Linked DNA regions of Homo sapiens: region 2 is linked to region 1. The links are chromatin loops, found by intact Hi-C in ENCODE. Cell type or tissue: heart right ventricle. All regions are shown on one strand.

What was found. A loop is a pair of places that touch in the nucleus more often than their neighbours do. Peaks named below come from ENCODE experiments on the same cell type or tissue, not always from the same donor. Only the 100,000 strongest peaks of a DNase experiment are listed, where the experiment ranks them.
Region 2: a loop joins it to region 1, with 4 times the contacts of the local background. A loop is called at or near these places in 1 of 110 quality-filtered maps.

The regions. Positions count from the first base shown.
Region 1 is chr15:86,845,058-86,853,057 of GRCh38, forward strand. All of the region lies in intron 22 of AGBL1 (AGBL carboxypeptidase 1), which reads left to right. Among named protein-coding and RNA genes, the nearest start is that of AGBL1-AS1, 530 kb to the left of the region's middle. In heart right ventricle, no CTCF peak of the experiment used is centred here; a DNase peak (open chromatin) is centred at 4,701; H3K27ac peaks cover 2,128 bases.
Region 2 is chr15:87,474,652-87,482,651 of GRCh38, forward strand. The region is part of intron 2 of LOC102724465 (a long non-coding RNA gene); the gene reads right to left. Among named protein-coding and RNA genes, the nearest start is that of LINC00052, 98 kb to the right of the region's middle. In heart right ventricle, no CTCF peak of the experiment used is centred here; a DNase peak (open chromatin) is centred at 3,230; H3K27ac peaks cover 950 bases.

The DNA.
Region 1 (8,000 bases):
GTCTTAATTACTGTAGATTTATAGTATTAAAATCAAAGTCCTCCAAATTTTTTATTCATAATAATTTTAGCTATTCTTGGTAATTTTCATTTCAATGTACATTTTAAAATCTATTTGTCAGCTTCTACAAAAGGTCTGTTGAGATTATGATATATATCACTTCGAATGTATAAATCAGTTTGAGGAAAATTGTCATCTTAATATTGAATTTTTTAATACATGAATAAGGGTGGTTAATTTTGTTAAATCCTTTTTATAGGCAGTGATTGAGATGACTGTACTCTCTTTGTCCTTTATACTATGCACTGTACACAATACAGTGTACACTCTATTGTTTACCGTATGAACTGAGTTGTGAATTTTAAACCAACCTTGCATTCTTAGGATAAATCTCACTTAGTCATGATGTACAATCCTTTTTTTAATGCTTTGCCCAATTTGGTTTGCTAATAATATGTGTTTATACTCATGAAGGATATTGATCTGTATTTTACTTTATTCTTTTGATCTGGCATTGTTAGCACAGTGATACTGGCCCCATATATTGAGAAATGTATTCTCCATCTCAATTATCTGAAAGAGTTGGTGAAAGATTAGTATTATTTCATCTTTTTTGATAGAGCACCAGTGAAGCCATCTGCGCCCAGGGTTTTCTTGATAAAAGAATACCTATTTACTAACTTAATTTCTTTACTTGTTATAGATATATTTGTATTTTCTATTTCTTCATGAATCCATTTTGGTAAATTGTGTTTGGTAAATCTGGTAAATATTTACCCATTGTTCATTCTCTCAATCCTCTCTCATAAATATGTATATCTTTTCTCCCAAACCTGCTAAATATGTATGACTCTATTGTGTGACACAGACCCAGTGAAGCATAAAAGCCAACTTACCTTCTTCCCTCTTGAAAGAAAGAGCACCTTCGACACATGCCTGAGACTGTCTCCTTCAGTTTGCAAACTGATATTGCCAATAAAACTCTCTTTTCTATTTAGCCAGCCTGGTAGTCTTTTGGATGACAATTACACATATACTTAGATTTTCTTTTCCTTTTTGTCTCTTCATGTGGATTTTTACCATCTGGTGTTATTTCTCTTCAACTTAAATGACTCTTCAGTATTTCCTGTATGACATCTCAGCTAGAAAAGCACTCTCTCAAGCTTTGATTGTCTGGCAATGTCTTGTTTTCATTTTTGAAGGATAGTGTTCCTGGATAGTTGACAGTTTTTTTGTGTGATCGTTTTGCTTTCATTGCTCCGAGCATGTCATTTCACTGTTTTGACTGCTATTGTTTCTGATAAGAAGTCTGCCATTAATTTTATATTCTTTTTATCTGTACATAAGGAGAAATTCTACTTGTGTTTGGCAGTGAACATTTTGGTTACAATGTGTCTATCTTACTTAGAATTTGAGTTCCATTGTCTTACAGATTACTACTTTTAATCAAATTTGGGTAGTTTTTTTTTGTTGTTCTTTGTTTGTTTGTTTTGAGACGGAGTCTCCCTCTGTCACCCAGGCTGGAGTGCAGTGGCGCCATCTTGGCTCACTGCAACCTCTGCCTCCCGGGTTCAAGCAGTTCTCCTGATTCAGCCTCCTGAGTAGCTGGGTCCACACGTGTGCGCCATCATACCTGGCAAATTTTTGTATTTTTAGTAGAGACGAGGTTTCACTGTGTTGGCCAGGCTGGTCTCGAACTCCTGACCTCAAGTGATCCACCCGCCTCGGCCTCCCAAAGTGCTGGGATTGCAGGCGTGAGCCACCACACCCAGCCAAATTTGGGTAATTTGTATCCATTACTTTTTCATATTCTTTTTCTGGCCTTTCTTCTTCCTCCTTTATCTGAGTCTTCTAAAATGTATGTATTGACACCCTTTAAGTTTCCATTTTTTATCTGTTATTACTTTTTATTCTCTGTTCTTCAGATTAAATAATTTCTATTGATCTATCTTTAAATTTTCTGATTATGTCTTCTAACATTTTAATTCTACTATTGAGTTCCTTTAATAACATTTTATTTTAGTTATTATGTTCTTCCACTCCAGAATTTTTATGTGGTTCTTTTCATAATTTCTATTGCTTCATTGAAATTAATCATATTTCTCTTTATTTAAGCATAGTGTTGTTTAGTCCTTTGAACATATTTATAATGGCTACTTTGAAGTCTTTTTCTGCTGAGTTCAATCTATAGGCCCACTCAAAGACAGTTTCTAATCACTGCTTGTTCTTTCACTTTTGAATAAGGGTCATACTTTCTTCTTTCTTTGTATCAGAATTCTTACTGAAAGCTGGAAAATTGTAGATAATGCATTGTGCTAACCCTGAATTCTGATATGCCTTCTCTGCCCAATGATATTTGGTTTTGCTGCTTTTGTTTTGTTTTTTGGTAACTTGCTTTGACTAAGTCTTTGTCATCTGTTTCCCCTTCATAGGTGGCTGCTGTTGTTTCTACTCAAGTTTTGAAAATTTTTGTTTTTGTTTTATTCATGGATTTTTAAAGGCCACGCAGTTATGCATAGCTTAGTAATTAAACAATGATGTTTGAGAGGTTGCACTCAACCTCTCAATCTAACAAGTCTCTACCCTCTGCCAACGGATCTGTGTATGTGTTGGGGAGCACAGTCAGACCCATCCATCTTTTAAGCTGGCTCCAGATTTTATTTTTTGCACGTCCTCTTGCACACGTATGCAGACTTGGAGTCAGACAGTGATGTGTGGATAACTTAGATTATCTTAAGTCTACCTTAAATGTGTGCACAGCTTTCCAGTCAGCTCAGGACTGGTAGAAAGCTTACCGAGGCCCCTTCCAGCTGTCTTGCCTCCCAGGTTTCCTTGTTCAGTTTCTGGCTGGTCTGCTGCTTTATTGCTTGATCACACTAGGTCCTCACCTCAGGCTTGCAGAGAGACTGGTCATTCATTCATTCCTTCGTGACAGAGATACCTATAAACACGGACAATGCTGCTTAGTGTGGGGTGTTTTTTTCCTGCTTGCTATAAATCAGGTCAATCCTCTTTTTCAGTGAAGCTTCTGTTTTTCACAGACTGGACCCACTCTGTTAGAACTATTATGTCAATTGAGTGGGGGACAGGAAGTGGGAGCTACCCACAGCAAGAATGCCAGACTTCCCATTTTCCCACCAGAAGTTCAGTATTGTTTTAAATAACTGCTCCTCGACTTTGTGTATGCATTTGGTTGATTTCCAAAGCCTGAAAATGGTTTTTATTTTTTAGTTTTTACTTTTTTCTAATTTTGTAGCTGATTTTGAAGGAGAGAATTTGCTGAGCTAAAAACTGTGCCATATTAGAATCCCTGTTTCAATAAATTATTTTGGAAAGAAGGAATAGGTGAAAGAATTAATGAGAATGTAACTATCATACTTTCCTCATTAATTAGACATGAAATTCTCTGCTCATTTCTGTTATATGGTATCACATCCCTTCATCATCTTGATCCATATCTTTGGTTACTTATACCCCTTTATAATACATGGTCCCAAGAACTAAACATAATACTTCAAGTATGGTCGCAGTCATTCAAGCAGTTGTAACTTATCTCTGTAGAATGGGTTACCTAAGACTATATCATCCTTTTTCCAATAGGCAGCAATGAGAGTTGAGCCTTTTAATAGATTTTGTTTGGGCTCTGGCTGATGATCCATGGTAGAAAAACAGTGAGACAAAGCATTAGACTAAATTTCCATGGAAGAAATTTGGAATTAATAGCACAAATATATTTATCTTTAAACTTTTTTATGGTAGCAATATACATAGGGGAAAAGGAGATTGTGATAATATCAATAATAGCCAATATTTCTCGAGTACTTTCCATGCTCCAGATACAATTTTAGGTGCTTTACAAATTACCACCCCTTTTATCTTGGCAACCCTACTGATGAGGAAACTGAAATCAACTGTAGTAAAGCAACCTGCCTAAAATAACAGAGCTATTAAGTGGCCAAACTGGAGTTTGAGCAGGGATCCTCTGGATCCAATGCTCAGTGTTGATTGAATATGCAGGGCTACTCACTGTCTAGTGAGGAGAGCTTTCTCATTGAAAGCTAATCTGAGCATGCCTTGCTTATCCATCGCCAGTTCTGAAGGAGATTGAGAAAAGATTGGTGCTGTAAACTTCTAAATGATTCCAATCTACAGCACATTTCAGTGTTGCATGGTTTCAGTTTATGCAGCTTTCTCTGCTTTGCCTCAGCAAATTGCAAGTCCCTCGGAAGAGTCCCTAAGAAGCAGTTCCTCTGGCTGCTGAAGCGGCCAGGCTGCTATGCACGCTGGGATCACATTCGGCATAGTAAGTAGCCATTCCTTCTACTAGAAGACCTGCACACAAATCAGCATGGGGCTAAATAATTCAAATCAGAATTACTAGCAGCTATTGAATCTGAGGGCATTTGCTAAGTAGAACAAAGAGCTATGAAAATAAGGTGATGGCTTTCTTTCTTTCTTTCTTTTTTTTTTTTTTTGGCTGATCTTATGCCAATCACAAGGAAAATATCAGAATTGCAAATCATGTGAGAATAAAATTGCCCAAATCCTGATGGACCTTATTATGGATAAAAGTGGAATTATATCTAGAATAGAGAGAGTAGCAGCTCTGGCCAGTTTCTTTCACAGGCTCCAGAAGTGACAGGCATGGCACAGATTATGCCAGGCTTAGTATCTGTGCTCCGCAGGGGCGATTCCCATTAGCTTCTGTGCCCAGATCCTCATCCTAGGCAGCGTGTGCTGGGTAGCATTCAGGACAGCAAGGTTCTCCTGCCTCAGCAACACTGTGCTTGCTTTAGAAACAGAGTGAGTAAGGCCTCTGTCGACATCACGCTTTAATTTTAATGAGAAGTCATAGAAGGAGCTGGTCTTTTTGGTCTTTTACAATTTGGAAAATAAGAAAAAAATTGTTAATCTTTCCATTCCTATGCTGTTCAGTCATTTTGGCCTAGGAACTTTAATGCTATTGCTTTGTAGTTTCCATTGCATAAAGGTAGTCACCTATGTGCTGGTGTGTTGCTCAATCTCCCTCAACCCAATCGCATTCAATGGAAATGATAAGAGAACTCTGTTCAGCTGTTTCCCATGTGTAAAACACCTATTTAGTGGAGCTGAAATGTACTGATAACTGGGCTCAAAAGGGACAGTCATTTTCAAGGCTTGATAAGTAGCAAGATGTCACATTCTTGCTGCCTTAGGCTATGGACATTACTTATTCATTTCTTCATCCATTATTTTATTAAAAAGTGTCTGTACATGGCATGGATTAAATGTTGGAGAAATTACCAATATGCATTGCTTTATTTGACTTCCCAGTCTTATCTCTGCTCCTGCCCCCTTCCTGTTTTTCACACATTTCCTATAGCACCGACTACATGCCATTTTATAAACAGATCTTTGCCAAAGAACCAAGTACCCAATCGTCCTCACACCATGGGTGCCCCACTGCGCCCACATTGCCTGTCTTTGTTTTGTTTGCTCCTGTTCCAGATAATTCTTTCTGCATCAAAACCCATCTTCCTCCCACCCTCATTTCCTCTGGGCTCTGCCAAACATTCTTATTAACACAGAGAATCATTATTGATAGGGTTACCTAAATTAACCTTGACCATTTCCTTTAACTATAAAATGGGAGTGATAAGAATACCTGTATGATATATTGTTGTATGGCTTAAATGAGATAATAGAAATGCTGAAAAAAATACTTGTCATATAGCAAGTATTTACTTACTATGCTGCATATCATGTAATCATTCCAAAAGCTAAAAAACAAAACAAAACAAAATGAAAAGATAGTTTCCTTCTGGTCAACATTGATAGTAATAGGTAATATTTATATTACTTAGATACTGTGTGAAGCATAATATTTTATTAATTATTGCCATGCCCATTTTATTGATAAAGAAACTGGAGTATAGGAAATCAATAATAATTTTCTGCCATCACTTCTATAATGCATTTGGAGAGGCTTTTTGGTCAATTATTGAAGGGACTGGATTTATAAGTTGCTTTAGACCTTCTGATTAAGGGTGAGTGATGTCACCAATCACAGCAATGGAAAGATCACTTGCTCTTATCCCTTCTAAGTGCTTTCCTGATAGCGTCACCCTCATCTACTATTTTGGGAAAGAGGGCAAGAAGTGGAAGAAAGGAGTGCTGCATATAAAGCCCTGGGAGAAAATTGAAAGCTGGACCTATGGGTTCTCTGATTCCTGAGACTATAAATCTCTAGGATTTGGGGCAGGAACTGATTCTAGCTCAAAACCAAGTCTACTAGAACTGGCTCACTCTGCCCACCTAACCCTGTAGGAGGGGGCTTTAAACAGTTTTGATGGGGGCAAACAGTGAGGACAGAAAGGTCCATCACCTGGTCAAGAACACAGCATCATTGCTCTTCCCTGGGCATTGAGAACAGGAGGTCTGTTTGAAATGGTAAGATATATATCAAACCCATTCAGTGGGCACAACTTTCTGTATCCCCAGAATTTCCTGAAAACATCTTTATTATAAGAGCAAGTTTTTCCAATAAAATCTGCAAAGATTAGTTCTATCTGACTCATGAAACCCGCAAATTCTTCCATCCTCAGAGTCTCTAGAGTGGTAACTAGCTTGATAAATAAAGAATCTGGGCCTAGGCATGGGCAGTAGCAGGAAAGAAAGGCAGGGCATTAACTTGAACCTGGATGGGGAAGGCATGGGGATGGTGAGCAGTGGGGTCCCTGAGAAGTGTGCACACATGAAGGATGCAGGAGATATTCTCCACGAGTTGCTGGAATGGCCAACAGAGATTTGAATTTCATATGGAAAGAGGGAGGTAGTGGGAAGTTCAGACTCATTGTGGTGAATGGTTTTCCTGCAGCAGTGGCAGGTTTTTATTTTTTATTTTTTATTGTTTAGTTGTAAAAAGACGACTGCATCTGTTTTGCTCACCATTGTCATGGCAGCTACTGCAGGGGAACTACTACATAAACACTGTTGGATGGATGAATGGATGGTCCATGTATTCATCCGTATTCACACTGCTATAAATATACTACCCGACACTGAGTAATTTATAAAGGAAAGAGGTTTAATTGGCTCACAGTTCCGCATGGCTGGAGAGGCCTCAGGAAACTTACAATCATGGTGGAAGGGGAAGCAGGCACCTTCTTCACAAGGGGCAGGAGAGAAAGAAGTGCAAGCAGAGAAGATGCCAGACACTTATAAAACCATCAGGTCCTGTGAGAACTCACTCACTATTGTGAGAACAGCATGGGGGAAACTGCTCCCACGATCCAAACACCTCCCTCTCTCCACACACTGAGAGTACATGTCCCTCCTTCGACACATGTGGATTACAATTGGAGATTATATTTGGGTGGGGACACAGAGCCAAACCATATCAGTCCATTTCCTGAGAGTCTCCTAAATCACTTTACGACATCCCCTGCTATCTGGAAACTCTATTCTGATCCACCTGCAAGCCCCCAGACACTATATAGATTATGTGACTTAACACTGAAGCTGATCTCCCAATGCCTCTTTTTGCAAGGTACATTATCTTCATTTAAAAATATCCTTCCTACATTCCTTGAGGGGTTCTAAATGCCCCAGGGCTTTTTTCACTGAGCAGGCCTATGGCTGGTTACCCCAGGTCAACATGTAATGGAGGGCTCAACAAGCCATCCTGTGAACCTCTTTCCTGGAAGCAGGGAAGAGGAATGAGGCAGGCTGCTATGGAGTAGATCCCTTATCTCCTACCTAGAAGGCATCTTGCCTATTGCAAAGGTTTGAAGCAGTGGCTCTCAGGCCTGGTTGCATATTAGAATCAACTGGGGAACTTTTAAAGTGCACAGACTTCACCCTGGACCATTTAAATCAGAATCTCTGGGCACGAGGCTCAGGCTTCGTTGTTTTTAAAGCTTCCCAGGTGAATCATTTGTGGTCAGAGTTGAAAGCCAATGAGTTTTTGTTCTTCAACTCTGCTGCAATTAGAATCACATGGGAAAGTTCCAAAAAAAATC
Region 2 (8,000 bases), 630 kb after region 1:
TTCATTTTTCTTACTATAAGTGAGGTTGAACATCTTTTCATAAGTTAAGGACAATTTGTTTTTTACTTTCTGTAAATCAATGTCTTTATATATCTCATGCATTTGTCTTGTTGTTTCTTATGTTTTTAGAAGTTCTTTTTATGTTAAGATTACTGACTCTTCTGGTGTGTTTTGTAAGTAAGTTACAAACTATTTTGGTACTTGCAAAAATTATACATATAAATTATACATTAAAATACATAATATTATACATTAAAAATTATACATATATTAGAAATATTTACATCATATTATAAATATATATGATATAATCTATATATTATATCCTATTAGATTATATCATATATAATTATATACATTTATATACATTCATATATCTCAAGATTTCCCCTATTGAATGTGGATTTAAGTATTATTAATTATTCCCATTTCTAGATCATAAAATAATTACTTCATACTTTATTCCATTATATGTTAGTTTTTAACATTTAAATCTTTGATTCATTTTGGATTCTTTTTTGGTATATGGGATGAGGACTAGACCAATTTTCATTTTTTATTTTGTTATTCATATATTCCATTACCATTCATCAAGAAGTTCATCTTTCCCCCAGTAGTATGAAATGTTATGGTATTATAAATTCAATTTTTGTATATAAATCTATTACTGGTTCTGTTCACAATGTTTTAATCAGAGAGATTTTAGCTATTTTTGCTTTTTGTTCTTGTAAATGTACTTTATAATTAACTTGTCTGGCTCCAGAAAAAAAAAACATATAAAAATTTTTCCTTTTAATTTGGTCCTATGATGTTTATATATTAACTTTAAAATAATATATTTTAATGATGTTGAATGTTCCTTCCAGGAATATGATACATCGTTCTATTTGTCCAACTCTACTTCAGGAGTGTTTTATAATTTTTCTCACATAAATTTTGCCTGTTTTAAACTTTTTTTATGTTACTGATGGAGTCTTCTCTTTAATACATTGTTCAGGTCTATTTTTGAATTAATTATTGTCTATGTTGTAAGGCAGTAGTCCAACTTCATTCTTTTGCATTTCATATCCAGTTATCCTAGTATCTTTAGTTGGAAACACTATTATTTCCCCCACTGAACTGCCCTAGCATCCTTGACAACAGTTGAGTCGAAATATGAGTTTACTTCTAAACTCTTCATTTCATTATTTTGATCTGTGTGACTATTCTTATGCCAGTACACATTTACTAACACTATGTAAATTTTTAAGTCAGGAAGTTTGACTCCTCTCACTTTGTTCTTCTTTTTCAAAATTGTTTTGGCTATTCTGGGTCCCTTGTATTTTCATAGCTGTTGCTTTTGGACATATAATTTGAAACCAATCAGTGTTTTAAATTCTAATATTTGCTTTATTAGAATTTTTAATTGTTCCATTTGATTTCATCAAAGAATTAATTATGAACTTTCCCTCCTCTCTATTTCTTGTAACTCTACCTAATTTTCCCATCTCTCATTTCCATTACTAAAGTTTCGGATCAATGTTAAATAATAGTTGTGATTGCATGAATCCGTGTAGCATTCCTGACTTCAATGAGAATTAAAGGCTTACTGTTAATTTTGATGTTGGTTATTAATTTTAGCAAAAATAACAATTCAGCAAATTGTTTCTCGTTAATTAAAACCTTGTAAACAGGAATGACTATGAGGGTGTCTCAAATTTCTGAGTCTTAATTTCCCTGTGAAACTAGGGAACTGAAGCTAGATTGGATCAGTGTCCAGTCAAACAAATGCTGGCTTTAGGGTTCAACACAAACTAGCTTTCCTAACTAACTCTGGAATATTGGACCTGTTAATTAATATTTCCAAGCCTAAATTCCTCATTGATGAAAAATTTTGACTGGTCATGCTTACCCTGCAGTGTTTTAGGGATTAAAGCTAATATAAGAAAAGCGCCTGGCATATAATAACCAAGAGACAGTAGCTTTTATTCATTTTATAACCTACAACGTTTTTCTAGCTCTAAAATGCTATGGAGTGCTCTGAACGTCTCTTTTCATACTCAAATATGTAAGAAAACGAATTGCCAAATAATTATGCCCTAACTTGGAGTGGAAGTTTAAACCTCAGTAAAGGACAGACTGAATTATCCCAGTCAGATCCTTGACAGTTTCGTTATGGCAGATAGATACGCCACACAGCAATAAATATAAGAAAACTCAACAATGGAACCGAGATAAGATTTTGTGTGCTATTCACATAACCCAACATCAAAATGAGTTGCCTACTTGACATAGATTCAGAGAGATCTTACGAGTTGGAAGGAACATCGGTGGGTGATGAATTTCATCTCAGGCACAAAGTGTCACTATTCATTCTATGACTTTATTGTGACAAGTTTATCTTTCCATTTGTTATTCCCTTCCACCTATCCATCTCCTAAGATAATTAATAATCACTTACCATGAATTTAGTGACCTATGTACATGTCTCATGTCTCTTACTAGACTGAGCCATCCATGGGTCAAGCACCATGTGATATTCAAATCAGTGATTCCTGGTAAGCGCAGAAGAATGAATAAATAGCTCTGTAGTTGAATGGATGAAAGAATGAACCAATAAATTAACTAACTGGTTAATCAACCACCTTCCTGCCTTTTCCATTCCATTTGCATTCACTAGGTTTAAGTGTAAAGGAAAAAAATCATGTGCAATCATGTAAATAGGTATCTCAGGAATCACTTATGCTTCCCAGCAAGACCTTGCTCTAATATAACTGATGTCATTTCTAAGCACCTCATTTATTAATTAGTTTACCTATGTCAATTTGATTATCTTATCTTTGGGAGGTACACAAAGACTGAAAATATATGTATATACACACACACACATATTTATATGTGTATATTTATAAATACACATATATTTATATTTTTTAGTGTAAATTATTTTTTCCTGGAATTTGTAGGTCACTAATCCAACTTGAATAACTAGTTCATGGAAGGAACAGTACAAGGGACTCTTTCAGTGTCACAGGAGAAAGAATTGTTGGAGACCCACTGCTCACTTTCGCTTTTTCTCCCCCGGACACCTGAGTACCCTCGAATCCCACCACAGTTTCTCCTAAGGCATGTTTGTCAGTGCGTTTACAGAGGTTCTAATTAATTCTTTGTAATTGCAGAGTGTTTTCTGCCTCCATTTCTCACCGCTGTCCCAGCCTTGGAAACAAGATGTTCCACCTCTGGAGGCTGCCCTGGTAAAAGCCTATTAATAAATAATTAAGTTTGGAGACTCCTGCAGTGGTGAGTCATGGCTGGAGATCATGTGGAAGCTGTCTCCATGGTAACTCACCAACAGGAACTGCACTGCTCTATTTCTCTTTTTGTATGTGTGGAGAGAGTGGAGGCAAACGCGTAGATTAAAAAGAGATTTGTTTTATGTATGTTTCTTTCTTTTTGTATTGAAAAAACATCTGCCACTGAATTTAGAATTCGAGAAAGGCTATGTTTATGGCAAATGAAATGTGACCTTCAGCTGGGTGCAAAACCTTCTCACACCTCTCTTCCTTATCCCAAGCTCATCTGCTCCTTCTTCCGGATCTGTTACTGGCTCCACCCTACCTTACTGGGTGTACTGTTGCTTTCCACAAAGCTATTGCCATGTAGTCATTACTGTGCCACTGGCCCCTGCCAAATGCTTCTTCACTCACTTCTCTCCCCATCTCTGTTAACTTGCTCTTCAGTGTAAGCTAAACTTATATAGAATGCAAAGAACATGGATTTTGGAGTAGGGTGGGTCCCCAGCCTCTTCTCCTAACTAGCTATGCGACTTAGGAAAGTTACTGGACTTCTCTCCGTCTGTTTCCCTGCCCATAAAATGCAAATAATAATCCCCCTGCAGGATTGTAGTGAAGTTACAGGAGGCAGCATAAAGTAGGCAATAAAAACATACATTTTTACATCAGATTGGATTTGAATCTTCTCTTTGCCTTTTACTCACTTTCTCTTTTAGGGAAAGTTAATTTCCCTAAGTCTCAGTTCCTTATCTAAAAAGCTGATCAAACAATCACAGACAGATTTATTTGAAACATTAACTTACAGGAAGGTATGTGAAAGCCTTTTGCAAAGTGTGAATACTTAGTACATGCCCATTACAGTTTATTAAAGGATGTAGCATTATAGTTGGTGTCTAAGAAATAAAGCTATTTTTATGATGATGAGTTTGTTGTGAGACAATGGTAACTTGATATAAAGGTCTGACAGGTGGGGGTCAGCAGCTTGGGCACAACAGAGCGAAAGTCATTGAACCCTTGTGTCCTTGCCTAGATTGACACTCGATTCTGCTTCAGATAGAACCTTTGACTTTCTAACCAGATCTAAGCTCAGACTCCTTTGCAGAATCATGACCCAGGCCAATCTTATCCCAGCACTGAGGTCATTTGTTCTGGATATTCTGCATTTTCCTCCCTCCTGTGCTCTGTTCTGTGATCCAAAAGGTTGACTGTATCTCTTAAGCTTGCTTTCAGGTGGCTTCCAGGTGTATAAAACCAATAAAAGAAACCCAATGAGAGCTACACAATTATTTAATAGGAGCAAAGAGAACGAGGTCTGGAACCCAGGAGATTCACTGGGCTCTCTGTTGGTACATCAAAGTTTAATAATAAATAGAAAACTAAGGCAACCTAATCAATCCTGAACAACTGAGAACTTAGATCCTTCCATCATGAAGTCATGGATCATTCTCCCAAGCAAAGAATTTTGAACTGATGGCAGAGGATGAAGGTAAGGAATGGCTGGTGTCAGAGGAAAGCTACGATAATTAACATAGGTCTTGGGACTAGCCATAGAAGTGATAACTATAGAAACCATGCACGTTTCATGTTACTTGACTCTTCCCATCTGTTCTTCCTACCTTAAATAAAAAATTCCAGAAGTGTCCATCAAGTTTCAGGGAGATATGTGAGGGAACTGACATCATCCTATGAAAATATGGTAGCTGGTGAGACTTTTTCTCTCCTCTGTTTTGGGGGCAACTGTTTCTTTACTTAATAAAAAGCAAGAAAAGATGCTGAATGGCAAAACGGGGAGACTGAAGAGGTTCTCCTGTACTTATTCCACCTCTCACATCCCAAGTCTCTTCTTTCTCTGACCCACTCTGGGGCCAAGAAAGCCGTTGCCTGCATACACCTTGCAGATGGTTTCAAGTTGAGTTTGGCCAATGGGATGCATCAGCAAGAGACTGAAGGGTGAAAGAAGACGTAAGTAGAGGGGAAGTGCTTCGGCTATGCCTGCCCTGCTCCTTCTGTAGCTGAGCATCTGTGGCAGATGCTGTGTCCTTCCATGACCACAGCTTTTGTGAGGCCACCTGCTGTGCTATGTTTTTAGATGCCACCCTATCTGTATTTACTCTCTTACCCTGCCAATTCCTCTGCACGTCATCCCTTCATTGAAATCTTTCAGTTGAACCGAATTCTGCTTCCTACTAGGCTGTTACTCACATTGAACCTATTCCTGGACCCCATTCATGTGTCAGTGCCTTCCATCTCTGCATTGCCTACACGTAGCTGGTTCTCAATAAAGGTTTGTTAAAATAAAATATTTTGTAATTAGAGTGACTTAGGGTTATCTAAAAGGAGGTCAGCCAGAGGTCAGCTAGAACACGGACATAATTTGGCATGACCATAACTCCCATTTGCTAACCACATCTGTAGGTAAGTACTAAAATCTTGGTCTTTTTCATCTATCAATGTCACCAATCATTTGAAATCATTGCTTTTAAGAAAAATCAAACACAGTCAGAATGGTTCATCACTGTTGAGAACTATTCAAATTTTCTCCAAATTGACTTGACATCTGTGGTTACCACCATAGGCAACAGTTAGCAGTGCCTTAGGAAGCAGACTGCAAGATAAGTCTAAAATAAGAAATAATTGCCTATTTATTTTGAAAAGTTTCTAAGCCAAGAAGAGTGGAAATAATGTCTCAAGATCCCCTGGAATCACTGGCCCCCTAAGCAATGAGAATTGCTAACATAGAACTCTGCTCAATCCTAGAATCAACTCAGCAGGCTCCTCACAGGCAAGTTCTCTGCAGGCTGTTGTCTCTTATTCCTTCCATGAGATATGATTTTTGTAGCCATAGTTAATGTTCTACTCTGCCCTCTAGACATCACTTCCATCTTATCTGTGTCATATTAGTGCCTGTGAATCCTACAGGAGAGGACAACTTAAAAAACAAAATATAAAAAACTGCCATAAGATCCCTAGTGTTTTTTCTTTTAATCTCCAGGAATATTTCATTTCCTGCATTGGGAAGCAACCTCCTGTCTCTTTCTACTGTCTGGAGTTTTTAGTTTATCACTTCAGCCTTGGAAACTTATGAAGTCCCTGTGTTATCTGCTGGGCAGAGTTTTAACCCAATTGATCTATTTATTTATTCCACACATGTGCAGTCCTGTCTAATTCATTCTCCCATCTTGGCATTATCTGTGATTTCTGAGCTCTTCTATTGGTTTTACTTCCCTGTTAGCCACTGTGTAGTTTATAAACAGCTTGACTGAGGGGTTTCACTTAGAGTAATGTGGGTTCACCCCAAATGAATGCTTAGAAGCAGCAGATGAAATTTTAGTTCTCTGAAATGCAATGGATGTAAATCAGATTAATTGTCTCACTGACTCTGGGAACACCCAGGCATCTCATTTCCTGCCTAAGTCGTTGGAGCTTTCACGTTAACTTTTGGCAGGTAATGCGGTTGGGACCAGTCATTCACCACCAATAACTGCTCTGAAAACACATCAGGTTAAAAACTGTGACAGGTAGGTTGGGCTTTGCTTTCCAGCAAATCAAATTCCAGTAACTCAGCCCCTTTGTCCTTTTACTCTCTCCCACTATCCCAGAAAGGTTTCCACATGTGAGCATGGGGTATGCAAGAGGCTCTTTCTCTTCTGCCATTACTCCAGGAAAGAAACAAGACCATGTACCTACAGGGTTCTCTCTTAAATAATGTATGATTTCAAGAAAAGAATGTCATGCTAGGCCATCATTTTTTACTTATCGTAGGGTTTGTGGAACCCACTTCAAACAGAGACAGGCATTATAGTAGTTTTGTGATTAAAAGCATGGAAAACAAAAGTCTGTATAAATATGTGTATATTCATGTTTATGACATATTCTAATTCAGGTTAATTAGAATAGCCAAAAGCTGGAAACATCCATGTGCCCATCAACAGGTGAATGGATAAACCAATTGTGGTTGTATCTATATGATGAAATACTACTAAACAATAAAAAAAGAATACACTACAGATACACTGTGAATGTACCCTAAAGGAATTATGCTAAATGAAAGAAATCAGATAAACAGGTACATAACATATGATTCCATCTATATAAAATTCTAGAAAATGTCAATGAGTCTATAGAGTCAGAAAGTAGATTAGCGGTTTTCTGGGATAGGCAAGTAGAAGAGATGACAAAGGAGCATGGGGATGGTTGGTATGTATTCCTCATCTCATTTGTGGTGATGGTCTCATAAGTATGTATGTATGTCAAATGAACGGATAAGGAAAATGTGGTACATATAGACAATGGAGTAGTATTCAGCCATAAAAAAGAATGATATCTCCTATCATCTGCAACAACATGGATGGAACTGGAGGTCATTAAGTGAAATAAGCCAGGCATAGAAAGACAAACATCACATGTTCTCACCTATTTGTGGGATCTATCAATCAAGACAGTTGAACTCATGGACACAGAGAGTAGAAGGATGGTTACCAGTGCCTGGAAAGGGTAGTGAGGGGCTGGGATGGCTAATGAGTACAAAAAGAACAGAAAGAATGAATAAGACCTACTATTTGATAGCATAATAAGGTGACTATAGTCCACAGTAACTTAATTGTACATTTAAAAATAACTAAAATTGGATTGTTTGTAACACAAAGGATAAATGCTTGAGGTGATGGATAACTCATTCTGGAAGGCATGGTTATTTCACATTGCATGCCTGTACCAAAACAGCTCACG